Linked DNA regions of Mus musculus: region 2 is linked to region 1. The links are chromatin loops, found by intact Hi-C in ENCODE. Cell type or tissue: heart. All regions are shown on one strand. Links, peaks and the distances in the headings refer to the core of each region. The heading gives the core; the rest is flanking DNA. Region 1 overlaps Nav2 (neuron navigator 2). Region 2 overlaps Nav2 (neuron navigator 2).

What was found. Peaks named below come from ENCODE experiments on the same cell type or tissue, not always from the same donor. Only the 100,000 strongest peaks of a DNase experiment are listed, where the experiment ranks them.
Region 2: it touches region 1 in a loop (5-fold over the local background); 1 of 42 quality-filtered maps calls a loop at or near these places.

Annotation. Positions count from the first base shown.
Region 1 is chr7:49,594,037-49,608,884 of GRCm38, forward strand. It overlaps Nav2 (neuron navigator 2), which reads left to right. Exons shown (of 39, transcript NM_175272.3): 33 at 181-416; 34 at 3,119-3,273; 35 at 3,466-3,537; 36 at 4,241-4,437; 37 at 4,728-4,846; 38 at 10,389-10,592; 39 at 12,660-14,848. The coding sequence ends at 12,785. Among named protein-coding and RNA genes, the nearest start is that of Dbx1, 35 kb to the right of the region's middle. In heart, for the core only: a CTCF peak has its summit at 7,379 (motif pointing left); DNase peaks (open chromatin) are centred at 7,351, 10,435 and 11,365; H3K27ac peaks cover 525 bases.
Region 2 is chr7:49,546,040-49,560,887 of GRCm38, forward strand. Nav2 (neuron navigator 2) reads left to right here. Exons shown (of 39, transcript NM_175272.3): 13 at 1-52; 14 at 1,800-2,502; 15 at 5,558-6,010; 16 at 6,801-6,866; 17 at 8,176-8,220; 18 at 10,871-11,031; 19 at 12,669-12,857. It overlaps Gm32694 (a long non-coding RNA gene), which reads left to right and starts at 13,488. Exons shown (of 2, transcript XR_003946637.1): 1 at 13,488-14,848. In heart, for the core only: no CTCF peak of the experiment used is centred there; no DNase peak of the experiment used is centred there; H3K27ac peaks cover 3,372 bases.

The DNA of each region.
Region 1 (14,848 bases), core at 3,592-11,591:
TGGCTTCCTACAGCAGCAATGTTGAGCTCTCAGCCTCCAGTGTCCCTGGGTGGGCAGGAGTCTTAGGACGACCAAGAGGAACAGGATGATGTCATGAAGAGGGATGTTGTCTTGCAGAGAGATGATGCCAGAGCTAGCCTCTTCGCCCAACTCTAAGCCCTCCCCATCTCTCTCAAACAGGGCTCACGGAAAACAGCCTGGACTCTCTGGTGTTTGAGTCCCTGATCCCCAAGCCCATCCTGCAGCGCTACGTATCCCTGCTGACGGAGCACCGGCGGATCATCCTCTCGGGCCCCAGCGGCACTGGGAAAACCTACCTGGCCAACCGGCTCTCTGAGTACGTGGTACTTCGGGAAGGACGGGAGTTGACAGATGGCGTCATTGCGACCTTTAACGTGGACCACAAGTCCAGCAAGGTGAGGAGGCCACCCTGAGCCCACTGCACGTTGGGCTCTTTGAATGCTGCTGTCACTATGAGCATGGTCAAGCCCTCCATGCTAGGAAGGCCAGGAAAGGAGCTCAGAACAGGGCTGGCAGAAATGGACAATTTGAGTCAGATCCTCTCAGCCAGGACCATCTGGGGCTAGTCAATCCTGTCCACTCACAGAGATAGCTCCTTCAGACGTATCTAGTTCGCCAAGAGTGTAACATGTGCCTACCGGGCGTTACTATTTTTTTCCCCAAGTAAAACATTTTATGAGACAACAGTATCACCAATAACAACAATCACAGCTGGCTGACATTGATGATGTCTGTCACATGAACAGCAAACTGTCCTCACAGAGCCCTTGAAGCTCTAGTTGTCCTTGTCTCCGTGTTGCAGGACTGACAACAGCAGCTTGAAGGATATTTGTCACATGTTAGACACAACTCAGACCAACTAAGTGTTGGTACTGGGACCCTGGTTGAGATCTTAGAGGCCTGTGCATAGCCAGCTCCATCACCCCTCATAGTGAACAGTGGAGCCATAGAGTCTGACCTGGTCCTGGCTGGGGGGCGGGGGGCCTGCGAAAGGTTGTTGCAATGTCCTTCATTCATTTGTTCATTCATCCATCCATTCATTCATCTACCCATCCTCCACGATACAGTGGAAGCCTGTGATTCCTACCTGCTACGTGTTGGCGCGGCATGCCTGGAGTATCAAAAGTGACTTGGAAAAGGCTCCTCTGCCTTATGAGTCATCTCACGCACCTGAGAAGATTAGATCTCAGGCCTGTTACTTATATCCGTGGTTATCGGCCCTGCTTACCGGTTCCTCTTGTGCTTTTGATGTAGGGAGGGGTGAGAAAAAGCTCTCATCTCTCTGTCTACAGCTTAGGAGTGGATGAGTGAAGGAAGGCCAGGTGGTGGTTGGCAAACTGTGCCCAAGCTGATCCATTTCCCTGCAAGGGTAGAGTGTCCATGCGGGGTGTGGCTAAGCCATGCACTGCAGGGCTGGCTAAGAGGGCTAAGAGTTCCAAATGAGAAGGAACCAAGAGATCTGCCTGTGGTGAGCAGCAGTCGAGAGGAGGGAAAAACCTGGAACATTTTCATGAGCCAGCTGAACTTTGGCTTGAAAGGGGAGCCTGGAGAGGTGTGCACCTGTAAGAGACGAAGGAACCATCCCCTCCGCCCCCCCACCCCCAGTAGCTGGGCAGTTCTCACAGGCCTCAGTCTGACCCAGCCTGTCACTTACCCCTGGTACAGTCTCAGGATGGTGGCCTGGCTCTATGCCTTAACTTCTGTAAAAAGGAGCCAATCACAGTCCATTCATCACAGAGTTCACCACCCTGCCTAAGTCTAAGTCCCCATGGGTGTCCTAAGTGATGTCATCAGACTCCCCTCAAGAGGCTCTGGAAAGCCATCTTCCCTGCTGTTCCATCCTTGTGTCTTTTTCTGATGAGTAGCCCTGACCCAGGCACACTGGGCCGTCCCAGTCTCCAACCAAGATAACCGTCAAGGTTCAGTTGCAGCAGGTCCTTCGCTGGTCCCGGGGCATATAGACTCACCTGCCCCTATTTGCTTTCCCATCTTTCAGAGCACTACCCAGCAGCACTTACATGTGGCTGGAACCTCTTCTGCTCCAATAACTTCTGCAGAGTTAGCTCCCAGGAGGATGCTTTGGAGATAGCAAAAGATGAGACACCTGCCTTCAGAAACCTGGGAAATTAGCATAATAGCAAGAAATGATAGTTTCCTAAAGAAATGGTCAAGCGGGAATTAAAAACTGGACCTATAGGCTGGGATGTCCCAGAATCCACATTTTAAAGAAAAATATTAGGTACGATGGCTTGCTTATAATCCAATACTGGAGAGGTAGAGACAAGCAGATGCCGGGGATTCATCAGACAGACAGCCTAACCCGCTTGGTGAGAGGGAGGGGGGGGGGGGGGGAGAAGGGTGGGGAGGGAGAGAGAAAGAGGGAGAGAGACCCTGTCTCAAAACACAGGGTTGATGGTACCTATCTGAGGAACAACACTCAAGTTTGTCCTCTGCACACACAGGTACACACATGTAGATGCATACATATGCCTGTGTGCACATGCACAGCAGGGAAAACAAGAGCCCTTGAGCAGGGCTGGAGAGATGGCTCAGCAGCCCTGAGTAAGCACTGACTGCTCTTCTGAAGATCCTGCATTCAAATCCCAGCAACCACATGGTTGGCTCACAACCATCCGTAATGAGATCTGACGCCTTCTTCTGGTGCATCTGAAGTCAGCTACAGTGTATTTATGTATAATAATAAATCTTTGAGCTTGGAGCGAGCAGGGACTGAGTGAGCGGAGTTGACCAGAGCCAGCAGAGCTCCTAAAATTCAATTCCCAACAACCACATGAAGGGTCACAACCATCTGTACAGCTTCAGTGGACTCACATACATAAAATAAATCTTTAAAAACTAAAAAGGCCTTGAGCAGACATTTTATAAGAGGCTGGAGGCAGACCACCACAGGCCTTCCATGTCCCATGCTCACGGCATCCCTGGAGCACCACACCGATGCCCTGTGACAGATAGGTCTCAGGTGGTGTCCACAGTGTGACTTCATAAGGGGTACCTTCTTCCTGCCTTGGCCTTGGACAGTGAAGGCCTGGAGCACGTGAGTCTTCCCGCTCCAAGCTCATTCTGCTGACCCCCGTAGGAGCTGCGCCAGTATCTGTCCAACCTGGCCGACCAGTGCAACAGCGAGAACAACGCTGTGGATATGCCTCTGGTGATCATCCTGGACAACCTGCACCACGTCAGCTCTCTGGGCGAGATCTTCAACGGGCTGCTTAACTGCAAATACCACAAATGGTAAAGGGGGCTCTAGACCTCTGGGCGGGGAGGGTGGCAGGGGGCACACAGTGAGCCAGGCTATCGTGACAGCGAAGTGTTGAATGCACAGCCAGAGGGGGAGGGGGTGGGACGACCATAGTCCCTTGCCTGTAAGCCCTTGCTCTCCAGCTCACCCCTAACTCTGGGCTTCTCACATTGTGTTCCCAACAGCCCTTACATCATCGGCACGATGAACCAGGCTACCTCTTCCACCCCCAACCTGCAGCTTCATCATAACTTCAGGTGAGGTACCCTGGCCCCTCATCCAGGTAGAATGGTGGGTGCTCAGCCCTCTCAGAGCATCTGGTGTGGGCTAGGCTTTCTGTTGGGCGTTTCCTCCAGGTTAGCTCATTTAGTTCTCACAGCGACCTTACGTAATTCCATTTACCCATCGGGTTTACAATGAAGAAACAGAGGCTCAGGGAACCTAACATAAGAGCCATACACCAGTCAGAACAGAAGCCTACACCCTGACCTCTGTGACTCTCAGTCACTGGGTCAGTATCAGGAGGCAGTTGAGGCCATGTGTCCTGGCCTCTATTCAGCATGAGCAGTGATGGCCTGTGCCTTTAAATGTCCCCATGTAGCAGGGTCTGTGGAGCTGCCAATTCTATCTATCCTCTGTGAATCCTTCATGGCTGGGCTCCCCTCCAAGGGTAGTTCATCTCCATCAAGATGGTGACACAGCTTGCCCTGGCTTCACTCAGCAACCTCACGGCTCCCCGTGCCTCTTTCTAGGTAGGGGATAGACTTCACCACCTTAGCCTGGACCCTGCACACGTTTTTTCACTGGCCAACACACAAGCCAACCCTCAAGGGTGTACTAAATGTAGCCTCCACTACAGTAGGTATACTCACCTTTCCATTCCCAGACACTCTAGTTTTTGAGGCTTGCCAATCTCGTTGGGCATCCTTGCGACTGAAAGGCATTCCTTGTTTCTCCCAGGTGGGTGCTTTGTGCCAACCACACGGAGCCCGTGAAGGGTTTCCTCGGCCGCTTCCTGAGGAGGAAGCTCATGGAGACGGAGATCAGTGGGCGGGTGCGCAATGCAGAGCTGGTGAAGATCATCAACTGGATCCCGAAGGTCTGGCATCACCTCAACCGCTTCCTGGAGGCCCACAGCTCCTCAGATGTCACCATCGGTAGGTGGGAGGCCAGGCAGGCTGGGGCAAGCTGATGGAAGGATAGCGTAGGCAGTGGTCTTCCAAGAGCCCTGGCTCCCTCATATGTTACCCTCTGGGTCTTGGCCAGGACAGTTCCCAGCAGAGATGTCTTGCTGTCCTCAGAGATAAAGAAGGGCAGAGGGACACACCTCAAGCCATCAGCCCCACCATTACTTAGAGATTTCAGTATTCCTTTTATGAGGGAAGCTTACAATGGGGAGCCCACCCTGCCCCATTTCAGTTGTGATGTATCTCACTGTGGTCCCCAGGTCCCCGGCTCTTCCTGTCATGTCCCATTGATGTGGATGGTTCCAGAGTGTGGTTCACTGACCTGTGGAACTACTCCATAATCCCCTACCTCCTGGAAGCTGTCAGAGAAGGACTCCAGGTGAGAAGCATGCTCCTTTTGACTTCCTCAGACTTGAGTGCCCCATGCTCTCCTGCGTGGTCTTCCGAATGGCACACGGTGGAAACGACAGCTGCTTGAAAGTCTTGGCTCAGCTGCTCATTAGCACTGTGACTCCCGGGCAAAGCGTTTCACCGTCTCTGCCTTATCGGGAGGGGAGATAACAGCATTACTCTGCCACAGAGAGTTGTAAGGATTAAATGAAACCATGGCCATCAAGCCTCCAGCGTGGGAATGTAAAAGAGATCAAACCAGATACGTGGGTTTGATTTGTTTATCTGTCTTATGTGGTTCAAGTCCTAGATTAGGCCTAAGATCTGGGCCAAGCTTTATCGTTAAAGTTTTTCAAGAGGAGAAAATTGAGGCCCAAAGATCATAAAAGCAAAGCCTCAATGAGGCATCATGGTACACCCCCTAAAATCTTACACTTGGGAAAAAGAGAGGTAGGTTGTAAGTTCAAGGTTGTAGTGGCAGGTTACCTTGTAAGTTCTTACCAAGCACAGGCAAGACTCTGGGTTCTGAGACACTGCAGAGAAATCAAAGCTCAGAGGATCTGGAATTTGAATCTTCACCTTCTGAACTTCATCCCAGGTACTTCGACCTCAAGGCCAGGCAGGATATTGCCTGCCCAGCCTCAGCACCCCTCACAGGTGGTTCTGGCGGGCTCTCCTGGCTGCACATCTCTTGTATCCAGTAGCATCTGGGGAGCCCCCACTGCTGTCACTCAGCTTAGGAGTTACCGAGGAGCTTGGGGTGGCTTGATGGTTGTCTGGAGGACCTACTGCTGCCCCTGTGGCCTCCTTCCTCATACGTTCTCCCACTTGTGTCCTCTTTGCCTCGAGCGGTCCTTCTGATAACCAAAGGGGAATGACCTGAGTCACTTGAGAAAAGCCAGAGGCGACTGAGCGAAGATACCCAAGGTGTCCAAGGAGACAAAGAGGACTCTTGAGCTGACCCCTTGGTCCCCAGTGGCTGGTGGCACCAAGGCCCCTCCCATTTGGAGGTGAACTGAAAGGGAGGTTTCAGGCATAGCTGGGAAGTCACCTATGATTCCTTTGCTCAGGGAGCCATTGCAGAAGGGACTCTTCCTCTTCATCCAGCCAAGAGCAAAGGGCATAGATAGGAGGGGCTTCAAAGTGGCTGCTGCTGAAGGGCCTGCCTGTGACAGGGACCAAGTGGATGTGTCATTCTTAGAGGTCATCTGAAGGACATGTCCTCAGTGTAGAAGCAGTGAAGGGAGACAGCTGGGTTAGGATTGCCTAGTACCACCCTGTCCCAAATCTCCTAGCTCTGCCTGGTAAATTAGTACAGGAGGCGGCCCTGAAGTCTGCTGATTCATAAGGATTGGCCGTGTTTCCTTGTCGGGGTTAAGGTGGAAGTTGGAGGATCTACCAGGCTTTACACCAGGGTCCTGGCACTCCTGCAGCCCTGAGAGAATACAGGGAAGAAAACCCAAGGCCAGCCAAAGCTTTGACCTTAACATAGTTCCCTCAGCAGACCACCATGATTGAGTGAGGGCTGGAGTCCAGAGCAATGTGACAGCTACAGCTACTTTGTGACAATGAGGCCATCCTAGGGTCTCCTGTAACTTACAAGTGTTATAGGTAGCCAGGAAGCAAAGTTTTTTGGTTGGGTTTGCTGGGTTTTTGTTGGTGTTTTTTTGTTTTGTTTTGTTTTTTTTCGAGACAGGGTTTCTCTGTGTAGCCCTGGCTGTCCTGGAACTCACTCTGTAGACCAGGCTGTCCTTGAACTCAGAAATCCGCCTGCCTCTGCCTCCTTAATCCCTTAAGGGCGTGCGCCACCACTGCCCGGTGGTTTTTGTTGTTTTAAGCACAGTGTCTTATATAGCCTAAGCTGGCCTTGAACTCTGTATATAGCCCAGGCTAGCCTTGAATTTCTGATGTTTCTACTTCAAACTCCAGCATGCAGGGATTGTAGACACGTGCTAACACACGTGTTATTTTGCTGTTGTTTGTTTGGTACAGAGTCTCTCTGTGTAGACCAGCCTGGCCTTGAACCCACAGAGATCTGCCTGCCTTTGCCTCCTGAGTTCTGGGATTAAAGGTGTGCACTGCTGTGCCTGGTTTAGTGTTAGGCAGGGTTCTACCTGTGATTTCACTAGATGAGAAAAGTCCTTAATTTTTTAAAAAGCTCATTTCACTTCCCCTCTCTCCTTGGCTCCCTCTGAGGGAAAGCTGAGTGTGTGCCAGGTACCATACGGGGTCCTTCCCTCCTCACCTCTCCCCTGCACAGTGGCCACTAGGGAAGCACACTGTCATTTAGAACATGTGTGCCCTTCCTTAGCCAAGGCTATGAGTTGAGAAGAGGTGGAGACCTCAGAATAGGTTCCAAAGGGGGCTGTCACATGTTAGGAGCCAGAAAGAGGGCTGCCCATGGGGAGACAGGGAAAGAATACAGGGAAGTCATTCTTGCAGGCACCAGCCTTTACCATCAGACTCAGGCAATGCTTGCGTGTGGGCGGGACAGGACATGACAACGCATCGCCCCCTAGTGGAGAGCATGCAGGCGGTAGTATCTTTTTCTGGAATATGTGAATGAAAGTCACCTGTGTGTAAGTCATGCCTAGAAGTGCTTCCTAAATGTGAATGTTGGTGCTGCCGTGCACATCCAGGAGTCCTGTGCTTCCTGTAGGATCAGGAGGTTCGCAGCAGCCCAAATCTTAGTTTCCAGTGTCTTAGCATCATCCTTAATTCCTGAGCCAGTAGTAGACCAGCTTCCTCCTCCCTGGGGAAAGTGATTGTCTGCCTGTCCAGCTGCCCTCCAGAGTCTGCAGAAGAGCCCGGAAGCTGCACAACACTTCCTCTGCTTGCCTTAGACTGACTCACGGCCACCTGGCCTTGACCACATCCTGTGGAATGTAGGAAGGGTTGTAAAAAAGAAAATGTTTTTTGTTCTTACAGCTAATGTTTGCTGCACCTACGAATGCTTACCTTATGACTCAGTCTCAGGTCCCATTCCCCGTTGTCATCAGAAACGCTTGCCAGTGTGTCTGGTGTCTGCAGAGCGGAGCAATTCAGAAGGCCTGGTGTTGGGGGTAGACTGGGGGTGTTAAGGGCAGGTGCTGCAGAAGGACACCCAGAGACCTTTCCTCAGTTACCAAGGTCCTCTGACACCTTCTGCAGTCCCCTGTGCCAGCTTTGGCTTTCCCCTCCAAAAAATGGGAAAAAAAAATCTGACCTATGGGACAATTGTACTGGCCTGGTTTCTGGAAACCCAGTTGTTCTCTGAGCCTATAGTGCAGGGGCTAAGGATGAAGAGCAAGTGTGGACAAAACCACTGGGCCTCAGGAGTGCTAAGGGCATGCTCAGCCTCAGCCTTAGTGGTTCTAAGGCCTTGAGGGACCCCTTGGAAAGGCAGTCTTGTTCCTTCAGAGGGCCCGGTAGGGAGAGGCTTCTAATCTGAATTTGCTTCTTCAGCTGTAACCATCCCCAGCCACTTCTGTGTCCTCTTCACTCCTGATCCACACATGGGTCCACACCCGCCCCTCTCCCAAATCGTTCCTGCTCATACTGAACTGCTTTAGGCTGCTGGACTGAATTCAAGAACCAAGATTGATGAAGGGAGCTGTAGCAGCAAACTAGGCTAGAGGCTAGGCTGGGGTATGGGGGAGACAATGAGCTGACATCTGACAAGATAATGTCATAGGAGGTGCTGAGGTAAAGTGAAGGAGGAAGCCACTAATATAAAGAGATGGGCTTATCTAAGGTGGGGGTAGTGTGGGTGGCATCCTGGATAGAAATCAGATTCTAAGACCTGGAGTAACTCAGGGGACTCGGGGAGAGGGGACCCACCAGAGCGAATGATGAACTTAGGCCAGGCTGACATGGGGAGGTCTGGTGAACAGCCCCGCTCTCAGGCTCCAGTAATATCGTTTCTGCTGATTCAAAGTGGTCCCGTGGGTAAGTAAGAGGGAAAGGCCCCAAGAAGGAAGTTTGAGTCCTGGGTTCTAATCCAGATCTGCCTTCCAACCTTTCACATCAGCAGTGCCGTTAGCTTCTGGTGTCCCATCAGATAAGAGAGAGGGCACCTGTTAAGTAGACGGGCTCTTTTTCAGTTGAGAAACTGTAACTTTCAAAGGTGTGGGTCCATTGGACCAGAGCTGGACCCCGTTATGTATTGGTCTGAGTACTATTTACCTCTTCATTTCCCCTCTGCAGCTTCCAAGAGGTTAGAAGAGGCTCACAGGGAGGTGGTGTCTGGAATTTTCCATCTATGTACCCTGAAGTCACTGTAGAAGCACCTCTTTACAGCCCAGACAACCCTACCCTGCCTTGCCCTGTCTGTGAGCATGCCCTATCATGTCTGCTTTGATGCCAGTGGCCAGAGGGTAGCAGACTTGATCTGCAATGGCTCTTCTGGGGCTCCCCCATCTCTAAGCCATGGGGCGATGCTTCTGTTCGAGTCATCATTGCTGTTCATGGCTGGCCCCTGGCACCCAGGGCACGCAGAGGAAACAGACACGCCAGACCCAGCCTCACAGTGGTCAGAGCCTCGCTGTGAGAAGCCCCCCAGCTTAGGTTTCCATTCTTTAAAGAATACATACATCTCACAAGGCTGTCAGGAACAGTCATTAAGATTACTGCCAGGTCAGGGCCTCAAGGCTTGAGAAAAGAACCCTCGAAGCAGGATATTGTTGGCCTTGTAAAACTAAGAGATGGTATAGCTCGCCCTTTGGGGACTACATCGGTTCCTCTCACTGGCAAGTCTGAGAATCCGGAGCCAGCAAAGATCTCATCACTGTTGCCCGTGCACAGTGTCCTCTCTTAATGTTGTACTTAAAAAGGGACTCACGTGCCCACAGAAGCACTCTGAGAGTCAGATATACTTGAAAAATGGGGGTTCAGGACCTGGGGAGATAGCTCAGCTGTCCGTGTGCGTGTCACACAAGCAGCAAGGAAGAGGACCACAGGTCAGATCGCCAGAACCCATGTAAATTCCCAATAGCTATGGGGTCCCCCTTTTACTTCCATGGTCAAAATATGAGGAAATGAGACCCCCAGAGCATGCTGGCAGGTACACTAGCTGAATCACACAGCTCTGGGTCCAGCTGACCAACTGCCTCAATGAGCACAGTGTGGAAGACACCCAGTAAACTCCCAACATTGACCTCGGGCCTCCACATGCACACTTGTGCACATGTGGACATGCGCACACACAGCACACATGTGCATGAAAAAAAAAGGAGAGAGAAAAAAATACAGGTTTATTTCATCATCAGACCCTTGTCTTGCCATGTTGCTGCCCAGAACCCAATCTCTGAGTGGGCTTAACCCGTGGGATTCTAGAGGTGACTCGGGAAGGTTAGTTAAGAGCCGAGAGTGAGCCCGAGTCTGTTAGACTGAGCACCTAACCCATTGGCTGTGTTTATCCTGGACGATTTCTCTAGTTCATAATGCTATTCAGAATGCTGGTTTAGGAGGTTTTCCATTAAGCTACAGAACTGGGGCAACAAGAGAGAGTCTCGGCCTGCTTCCAGTCTGTACCCGTTTTTGCCTGTTTGCAGCTCTACGGAAGGCGTGCCCCCTGGGAGGACCCCGCCAAGTGGGTAATGGACACCTACCCATGGGCCGCCAGCCCACAGCAGCACGAGTGGCCCCCACTCCTGCAGCTCCGGCCTGAGGACGTGGGTTTCGATGGCTACTCCCTGCCTCGGGAGGGGTCAACAAGCAAGCAGGTGCCCCCCAGCGACACTGAAGGAGATCCACTGGTGAGTTGACAGCACTGAAGGGAGTGGCAGCCATGGGCTGGGTGGGAGGCAAAGCTCTTGGGGTGTGGGAGATTGGCAAAAGCTTGTTGTGGAAGGCTGGACTCACCCCATTGATAGGGACAGGACGTTCCTCTCTGGTATTTTCTTCCATGGTGTGCATTTCCCGTTTAAGGCCTTTAACTTCACTTGAAGTTGTTCTTGTATAAGGTTGAACGTTCGATGTTTTTATTTCCTTCCCCTTTGAATGTCCTCTGCCCCGCTGTTTGTCCTCTGATTTGAGATGGTACCATTGCCATATACTGTCCTAGAGAGTACTAGGGACTTGGCTCCCAAGCCAGACAATGAGAGGTTTTTAAGACCAGGAGACACAAGCAGAAGGCGTGACAGCCCCAACCCAGGTACCCTGGCTAGTGGGATGAGACTGAACCATGCTTTGCTAAGGGACAAGAGAAACTTAAAAAAGAAAAAAAAAAAAAGAGGAAGACAAACAGACAGACCTTGGGTAGCAATGATAAAGCCCCAATCAATTCTAGACTCATGCATAGCAATGCTGCCAAGTTATACCTCACTCAACAAAAAGCCATAGGAGCTTTTTGGAGGAAGGAAGGAAGTGTGCCCAAGTCCCCCCAGATATGGCTGTCAGCCTGCCTGAAACCCGCCCCTCACTTCTATGGCAGCTGCGACAAAAGTCGGACAAAGAGTATTGCTTGCATTGCATAATGGAGGAACACTCTTCAGAAGGGCGGCAGGGCTGGAAGGCAGCCACATCACCTGTTCTAGCCCTCGTGAGGAGCCAGTGGACTAAATAAATGCCAGCAGGTGACCTCGGTAGTCTGCGTCCTGCCAGTCGCTGCTGCAGCACAGCCACCCCGTGTTGAGGCTGTGAATAGGTGCTGACTAAAAGAATTCAACGCTGCTATCCTGCCCAGGGTCTGAAGGGAATGCCGGATCCAGTAGACATTTCTCAAGGCCAAGGTCATGTGGGTCTTACTGAGGCTAGCAAGGTCATTGCGTCATCCGTCCTGAGATCTGGACTGACTGGGGGTATTCGATAGTGAGTAGCCCTCTCTGCTGCAGAGAATTAACTGCTGTATGGCTGCCAGAGGAGGTTAGGAGGTTAGGCTTGGGTTCTTTCTCCACTTGAGGTAAAGGTGGCAGGCAACAGCTCACACTCTGTCTTAGTTAGGGTTTCACGGCTGTGAACAGACACCATGACCAAGGCAACTCTTAGGACAGCATTTAGTTGGGGCTGCCTTACAGGTTTAGAAGCTTAGTCCAGTATCCTCAAGGTGGGAGCTTGACAGCATCTAGGCAGGCATGGTGCAGGAGAAACTGAGAGTTCCACATCTTCATCTGCAGGCTGTTAGGAGAGTACTGACTTCCAGGCAGCTAGGAAGAGGTTCTTAAAGCCCACACCCACAGCGACACACCTACTCCAAGGCCACATCTTCACGTAGTGCCACTCGCTGGGCCAAACATATTCAAAAGCTTGCTCTGCAGCGGGTGGGCTGTTCTTGAGTGGTCAGCACACCATGTCCTTTGCTCCCCAAGAGATCAGCCCTGCGTCTGGTCCACGCACGGGACAAGGGAGGCTCGGGTGCTTTGGTACGTGGTGTGGCGCATATCCCCTGCACCATGATTGCTCCTGGCAAGCTGCTCCTCCCCCTCCCAAAGGCTGTGGCAGTGACTGAGGCCCTTATGCCTCAGATGTCAAGGCTGCTAGCGACAGCCGTGGGGATGGCATTGGTAGGGTTTTCCACTTAACTCACAGTGTGGCAAATATATTAGCTCATCCCAGACCTCCACATGACGGGCAGGAACTATTGAGTTAAGTTTGAGCAGTAAGGAAATGCCACAGAAAAGGACTAAGTAACCTTTCAAGGTCATGGAAGGGTAAGCAGGGAAGCTGGAATCTGAGCCCAGGACTCTTGTGCTCTTGTCTGCAGCCTCTCTGGTAAGCCCTGACCTGCGGGGTGAGTCTGGAGTAGGTGGCGGGGGCTCCAAAGAGGCCAGGGTGGGCTTCCCAGCCAACTGGCAGGCACTCCAACCCCTCTGCTCTCCCCACAGATGAACATGCTGATGAGGTTGCAGGAGGCGGCCAACTACTCCAGCCCCCAGAGCTATGACAGCGACTCCAACAGCAACAGCCACCATGACGACATCCTGGACTCGTCCTTGGAGTCCACTCTGTGATGGAGACTCCCCCACTCTCCCTCGCTCCATCCCACCCCGCATCCTCCACTTCGTTCTGAAGATGACTTCCTGAGCCAGCCCTGGCTGCCACAGCCTTGAAGCCAGAGCAGAGTAGCGGGAGCAGGAACCCCTCCTCGTCCCTTGCTCTCTGCCCTCGCATGAGCAGCCCAGGACCTCCCCTTCCGACAGTGACAACTGTACTAGCCTCTCTTCTACCCTCATCCTCGTTTTTTTTTTTGCCTTGTTGCCGTGACCTCCGTGAGACACTGAAAATACTTCATGGGAAAGGATCCTCACTGTTGAAATATAAAGGGTTTAAATGGAAATTTTAAACGTAAGATTCCACTTGGTGCCCTGAAACCCAACAGCATCCCTCCACATACTACCCCCCAGACAGAAAAGACTAAACTCAACTTGGAAACACAGACAGCAGGGCTTACTCCCAGCACAGACCCCGCCAGTTTGGGTCTGGCCACCAGCACCCCAGAGCCATGCCACCCACCCTCCATGGAAGAATTGGTGCTAACGAGGGCGCCTGCTTGGAGCGCCACCCAGGGACACCCATACATCACATGTCTCTGTTTTCCACATGGTGCTCGCCTTCCCGAGAGGTATTCTGTCTATTCCAGTGCACCCCTCCCCCTGTTCCCGGCCCATCATCCCTCCCACCCACCCCCACCCCCACCCCCATGATCTGTGAGAGCAAGTGAAGATGCAAGAATGTGAGTGAGCAGATGGGGCTAGCAACACAGAAAAGCGCGCCTGTTTCCTTCGTCTGTCTAAATGGTCAGGTTTCTGTCCGCAAACACTGTGTACTGTACAAGTAGTTCTTTGGAGAACTATCAACCCCTGCCTGTGTCTGCCTTTCTTCCTGGTTGATTGTGAAGGCCCCTTTTCCCCAACCCCCACTCCCTTGACCAGAATTAGTCCTTTGGTGAAAGCAAGAACTAAGTAGAGTTTGCCTCCTCCCTCAGCCTGGGTTTTCAGTGTCCACTGTCACAGTTCTGGGCCCTCGACACCTCCTTCCGGGGTTGTGTGGGCATCCATATCCTTTCAGATAGAGGAGGACTAGTTCTCCTCCTGTGGGTGAGCCATGGACCTCGCCTTTCCTTCTTGTCTCTGAGAGCTGAGAACCCCACAGCATCACCTTGGGCACCCCAGACCCCAGTTGCAGGAGGAGTTGACGATGCCCCCTCACCAAAAGCTGGCACTTTCCTCAGATCCAATGTGACACAGCTTAGCCAGGGAGGGGCGGCCACCCTTCCCAGAAACCCGGCCAGCCGTGCCTCCGTCCCGATGAGCCTTGCCTGACCTCTTCGGTGCTGACCGCCCCCATGCAATGCCTTACTGGTTTTGTGCTGACCGTGTCCATTCACATGAGTGTTGTGCCTGCCTGGGGTTGTGTGTGTGTGTGTGTGTGTGTGTGTGTGTGTGTGTGTGTGTGTGTGTGTGTGTGTGTCTTCCCCATCGAAGTAAACAGGGCTATAAGTCATCTATCCATGAAGAGAACACAAGTTGCCGACCTCTCATCTCAGAGAGTCATCTATGTGGATGTATGATTGGGGGGGGGGGAGGGGGAGGGAGGGAGGGAGAGAGAGAGAGAGAGAGAGAGAGAGAGAGAGATGTTTTTTAGGCTCCTATCGGTCTCCAGCCAACAAATTCACTGGACAGTGACCCCACAAGTCCATTCAACCTTGCAAATTTGTACTCTAGGACACACCCCTCAGTGTGCCATGGCTTCAGCACACTGGTGTCCTCTTCACCGTATGGACATCTTTGAGCTCTTTGTGTTTTATAGAAACTTTCCTGGCCCCACCGAGGGTGTCTCTGTTAACGATCAGGGTTTTTAACCTCATCTTTGATGTTCCATTCTTGAACGTTTGTCTTTTTTTTTTTTTTTTTTTTTCTTACCCTAAGAGCTTGGCCCAAAACTGCTCGCTTTCTTTGGAATGGCACTGATTTTCTTCCTCATTGAAAGGAACAAGAATGTGTCCTGCTAACTGGTAACTAGAAACATTTCCGTTCCCTGCTGTAAGCCCAGACCCAGCCTGCCTTTGCTACTA
Region 2 (14,848 bases), core at 3,133-11,132, 48 kb before region 1:
CCAAGGACCAAGCCATCGGCTCCGACGGGCACACTGAAGACTCCAGGGACTGGTGAGTGAGAGGCCAAATCATGGTGACTTTAGTGGTGGCTTTACATTACATGTAACTTCTTCAGGTTGCTGTTTTGCCCACAATCGTTTTTGTGGTGTGTATGCATAGCTGTATGCATGTGTGTGTGTGTGTGTATGTGTGCACATGTGTGTGGTGTATGTACACAAGTGTGAGTATGCCAGTACATACTGTGTGGACATGCGTGAGGACACCAGAGGATAATCTCAGATATTGTTCTACAACACCATCACCCCCTCCCACTATTCATTTTTTGTTTTGGCTACCATCTATCTATCTTTCCGAATATCTATCATCTACCTGTCTATCATCTATATCTGTCTAATCTTACCAGTCTGTCTATCTATCTATATATCTATCATCTATCTGTCTGTCTGTCCTATCTACCCATCTACCCATCTCTTCTCTTCTCTTCTCTTCTCTTCTCTTCTCTTCTCTTCTCTTCTCTTCTCTTCTCTTCTCTTCTCTTCTCTTCTCTTCTCTCTTTCTTTTAGACCGAGTCCCATATTGTAACCCTGGCTGTCCTGGAACTCACTCTGTAGATGAGGCTGGCCTCGAACTTACAAAGACCCTTTTACCTCTCCCTCCCAAATACTAGGATTAAAGGCGTGCAACACTACATCCAGTTCTGTTTGTTTGTTTGTTTGTTTGTTTAATATGAGTACACTGTAGCTGTCTTCAGACACACCAGAAGAGGGCATCAGATCCCATTACAGATGGTTCTGAGCCACCATGTTGTTGTTGGGAATTTAACTCAGGACCTCTGGAAGAGCAGTCAGTACTCTTAACCGCTGAGCCATCTCTCCAGCCCTCCCTCTCTCTCTCTCTCCCTCTCTCCCTCTCTCCCTCTCTCCCTCTCTCCCTCTCCCTCTCCCTCTCCCTCTCTCTCCCTCTCCCTCTCCCTCTCCCTCTCCCTCTCCCTCTCCCTCTCCCTCTCCCTCTCCCTCTCCCTCTCCCTCCCTTCCTTTCCCCTCTTCCTCCCCCCCCCTTTCTTTTTGCCAGAGTCTCTTACTAGCCTGGAGATCACCAAGTAGGTTAGGCTGGCTAGTAAGCTAGGTGGCTATCCTCCTGCCTCTGCCTCCTCAGCACTTGGATTATAAATATACACCACCACAACTGCCTTTTTAAGGGTCGGTTCTGGGCTCTCTAACTCAGTCCCTCATGTCTGTAAGGCAAGTGCTTTACTGAGGGAGCTGCCTCTTCCAGCCCCCACGACGGCTTCCTTAAAGGTTAGCTTCCCTGGCTCTTTCTGAGGAGGGGTGTGTATGCATCGACAGTGCTACCATGTGAAGCTTTTGTCACAGCCTATCAACTGGTCAGTACTCAGTTTCACCTCTCACCATCAAGTTCACACACTAGTCCAAGCTCCTCAAGGTTATATTGGTATGTTGAATGCTGTACCCTAGAAATGTCAGGGTCCATGTCATAGACATGGGGGAAGAGGACAGTGTATGACAGAGTCTTGTGTGCATGGAGGTACCAATCGCTTCCTGGCTTTGCTCCGCTCGGGTCATTTGAGACTGCTTAGAAAAGAGCAAAATCAGCAACGCATTCTAAAAGACCCTGAGCAACTGCAACAGATGAGATTATCTCTGTGCAAAGCTCTCTCCTGACTTCCCCTGCCCTGTTCCCCTTCAGGGCGATCACAGTCTTTAGAGGGGTACCCATCCTAAACACAGTAGCCAGCAGCGTCAGGGTTTTGGTCTGACCTTGCTGGTTTCTCTCTTAGGAAAAACAGATGACGCCAAGGTGTCTGAGAAGGGAAGGCTTTCGCCCAAAGCTTCCCAGGTCAAGCGCTCCCCATCGGATGCTGGCCGCAGCAGCGGGGATGAATCCAAAAAGACCCTCCCCAGCAGCTCTAGGACGCCCACGGTCAATGCCAACAGCTTTGGGTTCAAGAAACAGAGCGGCTCTGCTGCTGGGCTGGCCATGATCACAGCCAGTGGGGCCACCGTCACCAGCAGGTCTGCCACACTGGGTAAAATCCCCAAGTCGTCCGCCCTCGTCGGTCGGCCCACGGGTCGGAAGACAAGCATGGATGGAGCCCCAAACCAGGATGATGGGTATCTGTCTCTCAGCTCCCGGACGAACTTACAGTACCGGAGCCTGCCTAGGCCCAGCAAGTCCAACAGCCGGAATGGAGCAGGGAATAGATGCAGCACCAGCAGCATCGACTCTAACATGAGCAGCAAGTCGGCAGGCCTGCCAGTGCCCAAGCTGAGGGAGCCCTCCAAAGCATCCCTTGGCAGCTCCCTACCAGGGCTTGTCAACCAGACGGACAAGGAGAAAGGCATCTCTTCAGACAGCGAGAGCGTGGCTTCCTGTAACTCTGTGAAAGTGAACCCAGCCACCCAGCCGGTGTCCAGCTCAGCTCAGGCCACTCTGCAGCCAGGGACCAAGTATGCAGATGTGGCCTCTCCCACACTCCGCAGGTAAGCACGGGGCTGAGGAGGGCCTGAGTAAGTGGTGTAAAGCATCCTCTAGCGGCGCCTTCGCTCTTTGTAACGCTGAGTTCAAGGGCCAGCTCCTGCCGACGGGTCTGTACTCTGCTTTTTTTTTTTCTTCCATGCCAGGATGGGAAACAGAAAGTTCTAGAACCATGCTTCTTGACTTTATTTTAATTAGCTCTCAGATCACTTTTCTGATTCCTGCCTCAGTTTTCTTACTGTTCATTGGAGTCCACAGTATTTCCCTCTGAGTTCCTACTAAAGTTCATCTTTGCGGCTGTGCTTGGCTATGGAAGGCATTCAGTGAAAGTTACAGACGCTGAGAGTGAGGTCCTGGCGTACTTTTAGACCCAGACTGTAGCTCAAGGGAAGGAGTTGCATCGTGTTCTTATCTCTATAGCCTCCTGTTCTTTTATAACACATGGACAAATATTTGAAATGTTTGCTTGTAAAAATATTGTTGTATATGCGTGTGTGACATAAGTGTGTATGTGTGTTCATGCGTGTAGGCTCATACATGTATGTGCATGCACAGGGACGCCTGAAATTGAAGTCGGTGTCTTCTTTGATTGCTTTCTGCTTTAATTACTGAGGCAGAGTCTCTTGCTGAGCCCAGAGCCGGGCTAGTCTGCTAACCAGCATGCCCCTGCCTGAGTTGCTCATGAGATCCTCTACCTCTGCCTTCATAGTCTAGGATTGCAGGTGGGTACCACACTCCTCTTCATCCTTCACGTGAGTTCTGGGCCTCAGACATCCCGTCCTCCTGCTTGGTTGTGAGGGCATTACACAGTGAGGCATCTCTTTAGCTGGGCTGTTCCCTTTTCTTTTATATAAACCTCTAAAAGCAGATTAACCTCTAATAAAAATGGACTTCCTAGCCCCTTTGGAAAGAATGTCTTCCCCATAGCTCTCTACTTGATGGAATTTCTCAAGGTAGTAAATGTGCCCTTTAACTTTTCCTTTTACATCACTCACAGGACCCTTTTCTTTTTGGTTTTCTCCTCCTCCTCTTCCTTCTTCCTTCTTCCTTCTTCTTTCTTCTTCTTCTTTTTTTTTTTTTCTTCTTCTCCATAGCTGTCCTGGAACTCATTGTGTAGAACAGGCTAGTTTCAAACCCACAGAGATCTACCTGCCTCTGCTTCCCAAGTTCTGGGATTAAAGGCATGAGCCACCAAGCCCCACTACTGGCTCATTTTTTAACATTTTGTTTATTTCTTTATTTAATGTATGTGAGTGCTCTATCTACATGTACACTTGCATGCCAGAAGAGGGCATCAGACCACATTATAGAGGGTTGTGAACCACCATGTGGTTGCTGGGAATTGAACTAAGGACCCCTGGAAGAGCAGCCAGTGCTCTTAACCACTGAGGCATCTCTCCAGTCCTCACTGGCCCATTTTTGAATGGCAGTTGTATAGCTCTCACATTGCCTTCTGGGCCGTGACAGACCCCAGAATGATGCTTGTGACAACAGAAATGGGTCCCAGGACTCATATGTGAGGATGAACAGGGACGTCTGAAGATCCCAGAAGAGCGCCACACAAAGGTTGAAAGAATCTTTGTGGTGTACCCTGTCTAGGCTTAATTATTAGGACTCCAGAAATCATATTTTTAAGGTGGAAGGTCCTATTGGGCTGTTCTTTGCTGTTTTATCACACTAGCACATCAGTGAAAATTTTTCCCTACTATTTACCTCGAGGAGACTCGAGGTAATGGAATGTGGTCTTCAGATTTCCTGTGGAGGCTACAGTGGCATTTGCTAGACCTTCAGGCTAATGTACAGGAATCTTTAAAAAACACATGAGCTCCTAACATACTCTTTCCTTAAGTCTCTCTGGGGTTCTAGCTGTGCATTTATTGTGTGGCAAGGAGAAGACCTCAGTGGAGTGAGATGGGTAACTCCCTTCAAGTGATTCCAAGCATTCAGACAGGAGGGCACGTGCATTTATATGTGGGGCCGGAAGCCAGGCAAAAAGGTTAACTTGATTAACGATGGAAAGAGCCTGGTCACCAAAGAGTTGTCCGTTAACAGGGAGGTGCAGCTGCTGAGGGTATCTCCCGATGCCCAGATTTCAGAGCAGGATAGCACAGTCCCTGATTCTGCCATTAGATATTGTAGTGAGGGTTATATATCCCCCTTGTGGCTCACAGATACTGTGATCTGAAGGACTGCTTCAAAGTCAGACTCAAACCACTCCAGGCAACAAGGTGAAAGGCCCATCTGCCTGTCAAGACGTGTATGTAGTCTTCTTGTCAGTTATCAGGGCGACGTGTTCCCTTCACGGCATTTTGAGTGTGGGATTAGATCCCTTGCATTCACCCTCTGGCTTGGAGCAGGTTTCACCAGAGGGCTCTCTGCCCATGAAAGAGAAGGGCCCCGTGCCTTCCCTGTACAGATGTCACATGTGCAGGACCGAGCAGAAGGTGGCATAGCAAGGCATCACATTTCAATGTGCCTGTTTCAGAGGTGTAATTTGTACCGGTTTGCTTAGTCTGATGTCTTGTGGACCCAGCACATTTCTGTGTATGGTGTTAGCACACACAGGTTCTCTGGGACCCTGCCTTTCTGTGACTCATACACCCGTGTCCATATTTCTCCTGGGCTCCCAGCAGTGTAGACTCATGGTCTTGATCCTTTGTATTATGCTGAGAGACCAAAGAAACCAAGTCCCAAGGCTTCATACACTAGGTATCACAGAAAGGAGAAACTCTTTTCTTTCTAGAAGATTCCTGGGTAGGGGCTAGAGAAAGAAAGGGGAAGCAAAATCGAGGGGTGTGGCTGAGTCTATGGGAAAGCCTTTTTGTCACCTGGGCTTACAGCTGGATCCCAGCTGCTGCCTAGAGCTAGAAAGATGTCCCTGGGAAGCACCGGCATCCAGCCCCAACTAACCTCAAGGCTTTCTCTAGAGAGACCCTAGTGAGTCTGCAGGAGAGACCACTGCCCTTTCCAAGGGTCTCACAGCCTCCTCTGCCTCAGGAGCTCTGCACACCTTGGTCTGGCCCAGGTATTTGTCCCACACAACCCTTTGTCTCTTCGCAGACTCTTTGGTGGGAAGCCTACCAAGCCCATCGCCACAGCCGAAACCATGAAAAGTGCAGTGGTCATCTCCAACCCTCATGCCACCCTGACCCAGCAAGGTAACCTAGAGTCCCCCTCAGGGAGCGGTGTCCTGAGCAGTGGGAGCAGCAGCCCTCTCTACAGTAAGAACGTGGACCTCAACCAGTCTCCTCTAGCGTCCAGTCCCAGCTCAGCCCACTCAGGCCCTTCTAACAGCCTCACCTGGGGTACCAGCTCGTCGGCAGTGAGCAAGGACGGCCTGGGCTTCCAGTCTGTTAGCAGCCTGCACACCAGCTGTGAGTCTATTGACATATCCCTCGGCAGCGGAGGGGGCTTGAGCCACAACTCCTCCCCTGGTCCAGTGGCCTCCACTAAGGAAGACTCCTTGATGCCTTTTGTCCGCACCAGCAGTGTGAAGACCACACTGTCGGAAAGGTTGGTGCCACGCCCTCAGGAAGATTTCCTTCCCTAGATACAGACATGAGGTTAGGGATCTAAAAACTACTTCGCTGTTACCTGGCAGGTTCTCCCCCCCACTTTTCTGTCTTGGAACTCTTTCTATAGACCAGGCTGGTCTTGAACTCAGAGATCCACCTGTTCTGCCTCCCAAATACTGATAGCCAGGCATGCCAGTGAGTACCTGCTCCATTGTCTGCTAAAGTCCAAGGGAAGGTGGCAAGTGGGAGGCCATCCCAGACCCCAGTGCTCGCCCAGGTGCTTATTAAAGGTGTGCACCACCATGCCCAGCTTGGTTTTGATCTTTCTGATAAGTCTTCCTTTCCACTGGAAGTCAGTTTAGGAGAGAGCTCATCTGGACTGCTTCCTGCTGTCTCTTTCCCTTGGTGCTTGGAGCCACCAGATGGGACAGATTTATGCTACTGTCTGAAATGACACTCAGCATCGGAAAGCCCTCCCGTTGCCGAGGGCTTGCCAACTTCAGCTTCTTCTTTCTTCTTTTGGTGTAACTGAGTGAGCAGGACAGGTGACCTGGGAACAGCTGGGGATGCTTGGTGTCACCATGATAAGCGATGGAGAACCTGCAAGAGTCCTCAGAACTCAGTCTGCTACAGTCTTGGGGTGTGTCTGGTTTCTGGACCAGCCACGGGGAAGCAAAGTTGGGGTCAGCATTGGGAGTGAGAAGAGTGTTCTGATGGTTGTGTATAACAGTTCTTTTTCCTTCTGTCTAATGTTCCTTCTCTTGTTTTCGACTTGCCTGGACCTCTAGCCCTCTCTCTTCCCCTGCTGCTAGCCCTAAGTTCTGCAGAAGTACTCTGCCCAGGAAACAGGACAGGTAATGACACTGCAGGCCTCCCGAGCCTCTGGGTTCTTCTGCCTGTCCATTGTGTTGTCAAGCCAGTTGTTCTGTGCAAGGCTGTTGGCCCTGAGGTTCCCGCTTGTGTCTGTGACTCTGGTATACTCTGATAGCCAGGCATGCCAGTGAGGACCTGCTCCACTGTCTGCTAAAGCCCAGGGAAAGGTGGCAAGTGGGTGGCCATCCCAAATCCCAATGCTCAGCCAGGGCTGCAGGGGCTCTCACTGGCATCCCCATGGTGTCTGTGGCATGTTCCTGCCTCGAGTCTTGCTTTTTCCTCCCTACCCCTCCGGATACTCTCTGCCACCTACTGTGCAGCCTGGCCCTCAACCTCTGTCTCTTCCCCGCACCCCACCCCCTCCCAGCCCAGCTGACTCTTCTCCCTTGAACGCTTTTGCTGCCGTCTGGCTCACCGTGTATCGTTCCTAGTATCCTGTTGTGTGTGTGTCTATATTCAGCAATGATAATGGTACGGAGTGCCTAGAGGGCTGGGGCTCTGACAACTCAAGAAGCCTGGGTCTGCCCCAAGCCGTGGGTGGGCCTCAGAGATGGAAGTTGACCCCGAGTTTCTGGAGGAGTGGTGGCTTGGCCAAACATAACAAGCAGATGTTGTTTCATGCTTAGGGGGAGAAAAAATTAATGGAAACCCCCTTCACCCCATCCACAGCACAAACTTTGTTTCTGTCAGACTTAGACACCAAGCCCCTGCACTTTAGACATTCAGATGCCTTGACTCTATCAGCCAGCAAGTTCCAGCATGCCCAGGCTCCTGCCCAGGGCTCAGCTTCTGGCGACGCCCTTGCTGGGCAGGAACAAGGAGACATTGAGAGGGACCTGGAATTTACTTCATCACACATGAATTCCAAATATGCAGACTGCTGCCTCTTGAAACCCTCCAATGAGTCTCTGCCCCTTCTTGAAACCTTTGCCAGAGGCAGCAGGGTTCGGGAGGGGAGCTGAGGGGTACAATAGGTGGGATACAGGGCAGCACAGACCATGCTCCTAGATGATACAGCCCCATGCCTTGGCTTTGAACCTGTGGAAAAGGAGGAACAGTTGGGGTTCACGACTCAGGCCACCTTGTGAAGTGGGGTAAAGTATGCACTGGCGTGGATGCAGACAGGACCAGGTTTCTTTTGTATACTGTGTGGACGTGCTGCATGCCTGGCTGGTGGTGGGCGCCTGCCCCTTGGGGGTCCTCGTGCCCCTCCCCAGCCTTCTTGCCTTCCTTCTCTCAAGTCCCCTGTGCTTCTCTGAAGTTCTTGATTTTGTTTTAACTTTTCTACAGTGACCCGCACCTTGATAGGAACACTTTGCCTAAGAAAGGACTCAGGTATCTGTCCCCTCCTTGTACCCATGCCATCTGTTGTGGCTGTGGAGCTTGGCTGTGTCATCCTCATTGCTGCTGGGCTGGGCTGGGCTCGGCTGGGGTCCCTGCTTTGGCCACCGCAGCTGGATTTTTGGATGACAGACCCCTCTCTCATTCTCATCTCTCCATTTGTGGCTTACTTGCTTGAGCAGGGTCTGTGCTTTGTGAAGTTTCATGTGGCAGAGCCATCTCACCACCAGCATCCCTGAGCCAGGAACAGTGACTGCTCCTGGTGGGCCGGCAGGAGGGGTGCTGAGCACGTCATGATTGTCCGTATACACACAGCCGCTTCCAAAGGAGAACATGACTTAGAGCATGCGGCTTTGTCAGCTGACCCCATTTTAAAACTCTAGCTGCTTCTGGCTGGAAATCAGCTCCATGGTAGAGCATTAGAGCATTTGCCTGCTCTACATAAGGCTATGGGTTCAATCCCAAGCACCACCAAATAATAATAATAATAATAATAATAATAACTTAAAAATACCTTTGTGGCTATGAAACATCACTAAGAGTTGTCTTAATGTCCTAATTAATGAGTGGGTCAGCTATTAATACCCATCCAGAAATGCATATGATTGGTTTTTGGTGGAATGAAAAAATAAAATAAAAACTGAACCAAAAAAGAATGCTTTTGCTTCTGTAGTAAGCCAGGCCTCTGCTGCTTGTTGGTGCTAATCCTGATGAAGCAGGATGCTCTAAGTCACCACTGCTCAAATCATGTCATCACTGTCACCAGCCTGAGGTGCTTCAGTTCGCTCACGATCCCTGTGGACCTCTGTCAGTTCTGCCTTCTTTAAAAAAAGCCTTGCTGTTTGTAGCCCTGGCTTCCCCCTGCATTAAGCGTTAAGTATTTTCACGTGAAGTGAAATGTCGTGTTGCTGTCTTGTGTGTGTCTAGTTAATAACCCAAGGCTCTTAAGACCCAGAGCATTTCGAACGTTGTTAACATGAGGTGGGTATCAACTCAAGAAGGCATGCACTGATGCCTCCCAGTAGAGTTCTGCTCCATCGTGTGTGTCCCGCTGGATATGTTAATGACTGATGCCACCATTGTCCCTTGTCTTTGAGACTGGGTCTCATGTAGCCCCGACTAGCCTTGAACCTGCTATGTAACTGCGGATGATCTCTGGACTTTTGATCCTCCTGCCTCCACTTCTCAAAGTGCTGGAATTGCAGGCTTACACCAACAGTGCTGCCCATTGATCCCAGGGCTTCCTGGGCCCTCAGCAAGCACTCCACCCACCGAGAGAAATTCATGACCCACTGTTACCCAAAGAGTCAGGAAGCTAACTTTTAAGTAGTTACATTTTGAAATGCTGTGTGCATGTCTGTAGGAGATCTATTAAAGCTATGTAGTTCTGGATTTTTAAAATTGATTGTCTAAACATTCAGGATGGGGTTTTATGACAACTATTTCCAGGCACCCGATGTGCCTTTCGAGGGTGTATAGCCATCAACAAGAGTGAAAACAGACTTCTCATTCATACTGGTTTTCTGTCTAGCTTGCCTCCTCAACACACTCATATTGGGTAGCAAATTCCTGATCAGCAGCCACCCCAGCAGTGTGGGTACTACAGAAGTTCTGGGCGCTGCCTAAGGGAAGAGAGAAAAGAGCGCGGAGTTTGGAATCAGACAAGCATGGGTTAGAATCTCAGCCCTGTGGTCCCCAGTTTCCCAGAGCGTATAGCAGGATCCATTATGTTGCGTTCCTAACTTGAAACCTTAGTTAGATGATGCATGTAATGATACCTAACCTATCAGAGATGCTCGATAAATCTTCCAGTTTTGGGATACCGGAGCTGGTGGACCCCATGACTCCTGAAGACTTCCCCACATTTGACACAGCAGTGTGTGGTTCTTTTCCTGAAACCTGTCAGTGCTACACTGTAGCAGTTAAGGGGCTGGACATGTGGCTCAGTTGGTAAAGTGCCTGTGTAGCATGCAGAAAACCCTGAGTTCAGCCCACAACTCCCTGTATTTTGTAAAGTATACACAATTAGTCATGCCTCTAATACCAGCACTTGGGAGATAGACGCGGGAGGATCAGAAGTTAAAAGTCATCTTTAGCTATGTGGCAAATTCAAGAACAGCCCGGGCTATTCGAGACCCCGCATCACACAAACTGCAGCAGCTACTGTAAACACTAGCACCCCAGGTCTCTCCAAATGCCACCCACTAACACACAGTGATTCGTGACCATTCACTGGTTCTGCAGCGTGCACATGCCAGCAGTTAGCTCATTAAAACTTCCTCAGAGCACTAACAACAACCCCTCTTCCTGACAGGGAGGGGGCTTTGAGGCGACCCTGTCATGAACCAGCATGTTCCAGTCACACCCAGGGATGGCTCTTTTGAACATTTCCAGCCTTTCTCCCTCTTAGGTGTTCCCTGCAAGCTGAAAGGAATTATAATTTTCCCCAGATGCAGCCAAGTAGGAAAAAAAAAAAAAAAGTTTTGAGAAACTTCATAAGTTTCAGGGCGTGCAGTGATCTGAGCTTTTTCTCCCCCCCCCCCCCCCCATCTTAAATATAGCTTTCTTTGTACACACTCCCCATCGGCTGTAGGGAATGTGTGTTCATAAGGGCTGTTCATTCCAGCCTGGTTTCTGTCTCCAGGTATACACCCACCTCCCAGCTTCGCACGCAGGAAGACGCCAAAGAATGGTTCCGGTCCCACTCAGCTGGGGGCCTGCAGGACACTGCTACCAATTCCCCCTTTTCCTCCGGCTCCAGCGTCACTTCTCCTTCAGGAACAAGATTCAACTTCTCTCAGCTTGGTGAGTCGCCGCTTGAGCCGCACCGGTCCACTCTGCAGGGCTGAGGTTCTTTTGTGCTTTGAAACAGGCACGTGGCCACATCCTTCTCAATATCTTTTTTTTTTTTTTTTTTTTTTTGGGTTTTCAAGACAGGGTTTCTCTGTATAGCTCTGGCTCTCCTGGAACTCACTTTGTAGACCAGGCTGGCTTCGCGAACTCAGAAATCCGCCTGTCTCTGCCTCCCAAGTGCTGGGATTAAAGGCGTGCGCCACCACGCCCGGCCCTTCTCAATATCTTAATCGGCCCTCAGCCACACAGTCAAGGAAACAAAGAAAAATCACAAAGTCCTGGGTGCTCTCGCCACATGCGACTTAGGATGGCCACAAAAAAGGCCAACCCTTAAAACACTATGAGATTTGTGTGTGTGAGAGGTTTTTGAAACTCAGTTGTACTCTATGGAGCCTGGACTTAGTAGATAACATAAAATCTGAGGGTCAGACACACCCACATACATAGTCTTTTTCCTGCGGTTCGTATAGGGAAGATTGTAGGGGGCGGGGGCATACCTCCCCACTACTCTGGGTGCATCCTGCTTCTCGGGCCTCGTGAAGGAGACCGTTTTCCAGCCTACTCCCCATTCCTTTATGAAGCCAGAAATAAGTTTTAATGAACAAGTGTTCTTGGAAATGGCTGCTGCAGACATAATGTGTTGACTGGCACGCTGAGAGGGGAGAAGGGTTTGTGTTGGGCCCTGCTGGAATGCTGAGGGATTCTCTATTAGAGACAGACACATAGGTACAGATTCGACAGACAAAAGTATGAGAGAACAGTCTAAAGCTTTGTAGCAAATCAGCAAGACGACAGGAGAGATTCCATCTTGAGTTACAGGAGAGTCGGGTGCCTGCTATCAGCGGATGCGTGAGGTAATGGAATGCAGGTGGGTATTTGAGGACTGGTCACTGGAGGGAAAGAAAACCCTTTTGGTCTCACCATTTAGAAGAGGCTTTTGTGAGTGTTCTAGACTTCCCATCCAGTCTAAGTGATGCCTGTATCTTGTCATCACTGACGTGTAGTTTTGCTCTTTATTAAGTGTATACCTCCAAATACAGCATGCCTGGCCAACACGGGCAGGGCTTTTGATGAGGAAGCTCAGCCTAGCTCAGGGAAGTGTGTCTCTTTGCATGCTCTTGGGAGGTGACTCCCATCTGAGCCATGAGACCCACGCTTGTAGTGTTTGTTCCCAGCCATAACTCTTTGCAGCGAGAGGCCCTTGTCATGCGCAAATGCTTCCTATCTGATCAAAAGCCTATTTGGACTATTTTGGGCTTTTGGCTTTACAGAGAATTGTTTCAGATGAACCCGGGGAGTAATTAGCTCATGCCTGGAAGGTGACACTGGCCTGCCTGAACGTGCCAAGTTGGAACGTGAGGCCCTGAGCCTTGCTTTGGAACTGACCCGCCTTCCCTCCCGTATTTTTAGCTCTAAGCCTGTAACTCAAATGCTGATGCGACTACCTTTTAGAAATAGACAAGGGAGGGAAGTTGGCAGGCACACACACACACACACTGCCGGCGATAAGCAGCCTCTCCCGATACCCCATCTGGGATTCAAACAGAGCTATGGATACCCAGCATCTCATTCTGCTCCTCTGGTTCCAGCGAGCCCCACCGCTGTCACCCAGATGAGCTTGTCCAACCCAACCATGCTGAGGACCCACAGCCTGTCCAACGCAGACGGCCAGTATGACCCCTACACCGACAGCCGCTTCCGGAACAGCTCCATGTCTCTGGATGAGAAGAGCCGAACAATGAGTCGGTCAGGCTCCTTCCGGGATGGGTTTGAGGAAGGTAAGAATTGAAGGAATTTGCCATACTAGGTCTCTTGGCACAGCACACTCGATGGGGCTCCCTCCTCTGGTCACTACAACTCTTCCCTTGCCTCCGGGGTAGGGATGAGGGGCTCTCAACTAGGAAGCTCTGACCCTCAGGTAACCTTTCGGGATACTTAGGGAGGAGGCCTCTGCAGCAATTGCGGACCCTCAGCATTGACTGAGTTCTGCTGCCTGAGGTTTCTCTCCTGGCCTTGGGCCATGACTTCTTGGCATGCATCTCCATCTTCCAGCCCTGTTGCTGGCTCACTTTGTTGGCAGAGACTGCACTGAGTTCATCTCCCTGTGCCCCTCAGCTTCGGGGGAGGGGGGCAGGCAGCCCTGTTCCCATCCAGTATTTTCTAGCTTGTCTCAAGATAGAGTTTCTCAGTTTTTACCCTTCTTTCCTTCTCAGGCTGCCAACCATGGACATTTATAGCTTTGTTCCTTGTAATCAGAATTATGGAAGGAAAGTTCTACCGGTTGCTTTGTCAGCTACCTTCATAACTCACTTCATTTCTCTCACCCTCTGCTCCTTCCCTTGAGACATTGCCTTAGAGGAGCCCCATTCTCCAAACACTGGGCTTGTGGGAGGCCGGATGCAGGCTGAGCAAGGAGTGATGAAGAGAGGGGAGGTGGGCGGACCAAGGATGAACCCCAGCTCTACCCCTCCTCGGGTGCCAGAGCTTAGACCGGATGCCTCACCTTTTTGTCTCCCTTTTTCACTGTGAAAATGAAAATGGTTAACATTTGGCTCATGGAGCTGTAAGGATTCAGAGATAATACTTGCAAGGGTTAGCTCTTTGCTAACTGCTGCTGCCGTTTGTGCGTGGTAGCCTGTGGGCACGACGTCCAAGCTGAAGATGAGGATTCATGAACTTGCGGACCCGGCCTGGGGGGTGGGGTGGGGGGAAATGGGGACGGGGACTGTCTCTGTTGGAACCATTTTGCTAATAGCAGGACAGAGTGTAGGAACGACTCCCTCAGCTCTCGGTCCCCGTATACAGTGGGGAATAGGCTCAGTGTGCTCTGCTCCCAGTAGAAAATCCCAAGTAATAAGGGAATACAAGAGACATACTTCTGCTTCTTGGTTTTCGTTCTAAGAAAGGCTGAAAGGACTTTTGGGATAGAGCAGGCACTTCTTGGTGACTTGGGACTCTTCCCCAGATTTATGTGCCCCAGCAACCCTGAGCAGAGCATGCTTGTAATCCCTTATATGGAAACTGCTGGACTGGAGGATAAAGAGGAGAAGAGCCTGGGTGGCTGAGGGCATTACGTTAGATTTAAGGGCTGGTGTTGTAATGACTTTGAGCAGCACAGTGGGGCACATTCCTGCCCTAAGGCAATGGAGGGGGACGGTTGCCTTAAGTTCTTTCTAGTCCATGATTGGTCAAGAAGAGCTGTAATGTGCCTCCCTCTGTCTCTTCATCTGTCATGTGTATGTCTGAGGGAATCACAAAATAGTACCAAAACTTGTCCTGACAAGTCTACACGGTCCCACAAAGGCCAGGGACCATAGCAGACTCACCCTCGGCTAGCTCTTAGACAGTCCTTCAGGAATCAGCCTGACTTGCAGACCATCTGGGATAGCAGATGAAAAGTAGGCCTGGTCTAGCTACAAGCATCACCTCAACTTTGGCAATCACACGATTCCTGATAACCCGGAGCCGAATTGCCAAGGCAGGGTTAGAACAGTAAGAGAGGAGGTTGTTACGGCACCGTGAAGTTGTGGCTTCTTCACCTTTGGGAACTTTATAGGGCTTGTGTAATTAGAGGCTTTTAATCCCTTTGAGTGTAGTTTGTTTTTGTTTGTTTGTTTGTTTGTTTTCCATTTTGAATTGATAAGTTACCAGTGCTATGAGAGAGACTTGGGGAAGTCAGACCTCAGGCCTGGCCAGGAAATGTTTACTCTTTTCTGTGAGGCAGGATTGATGCTTAGAGAAAATTAGCAGAGGTGTTTGTGAGCTGGTA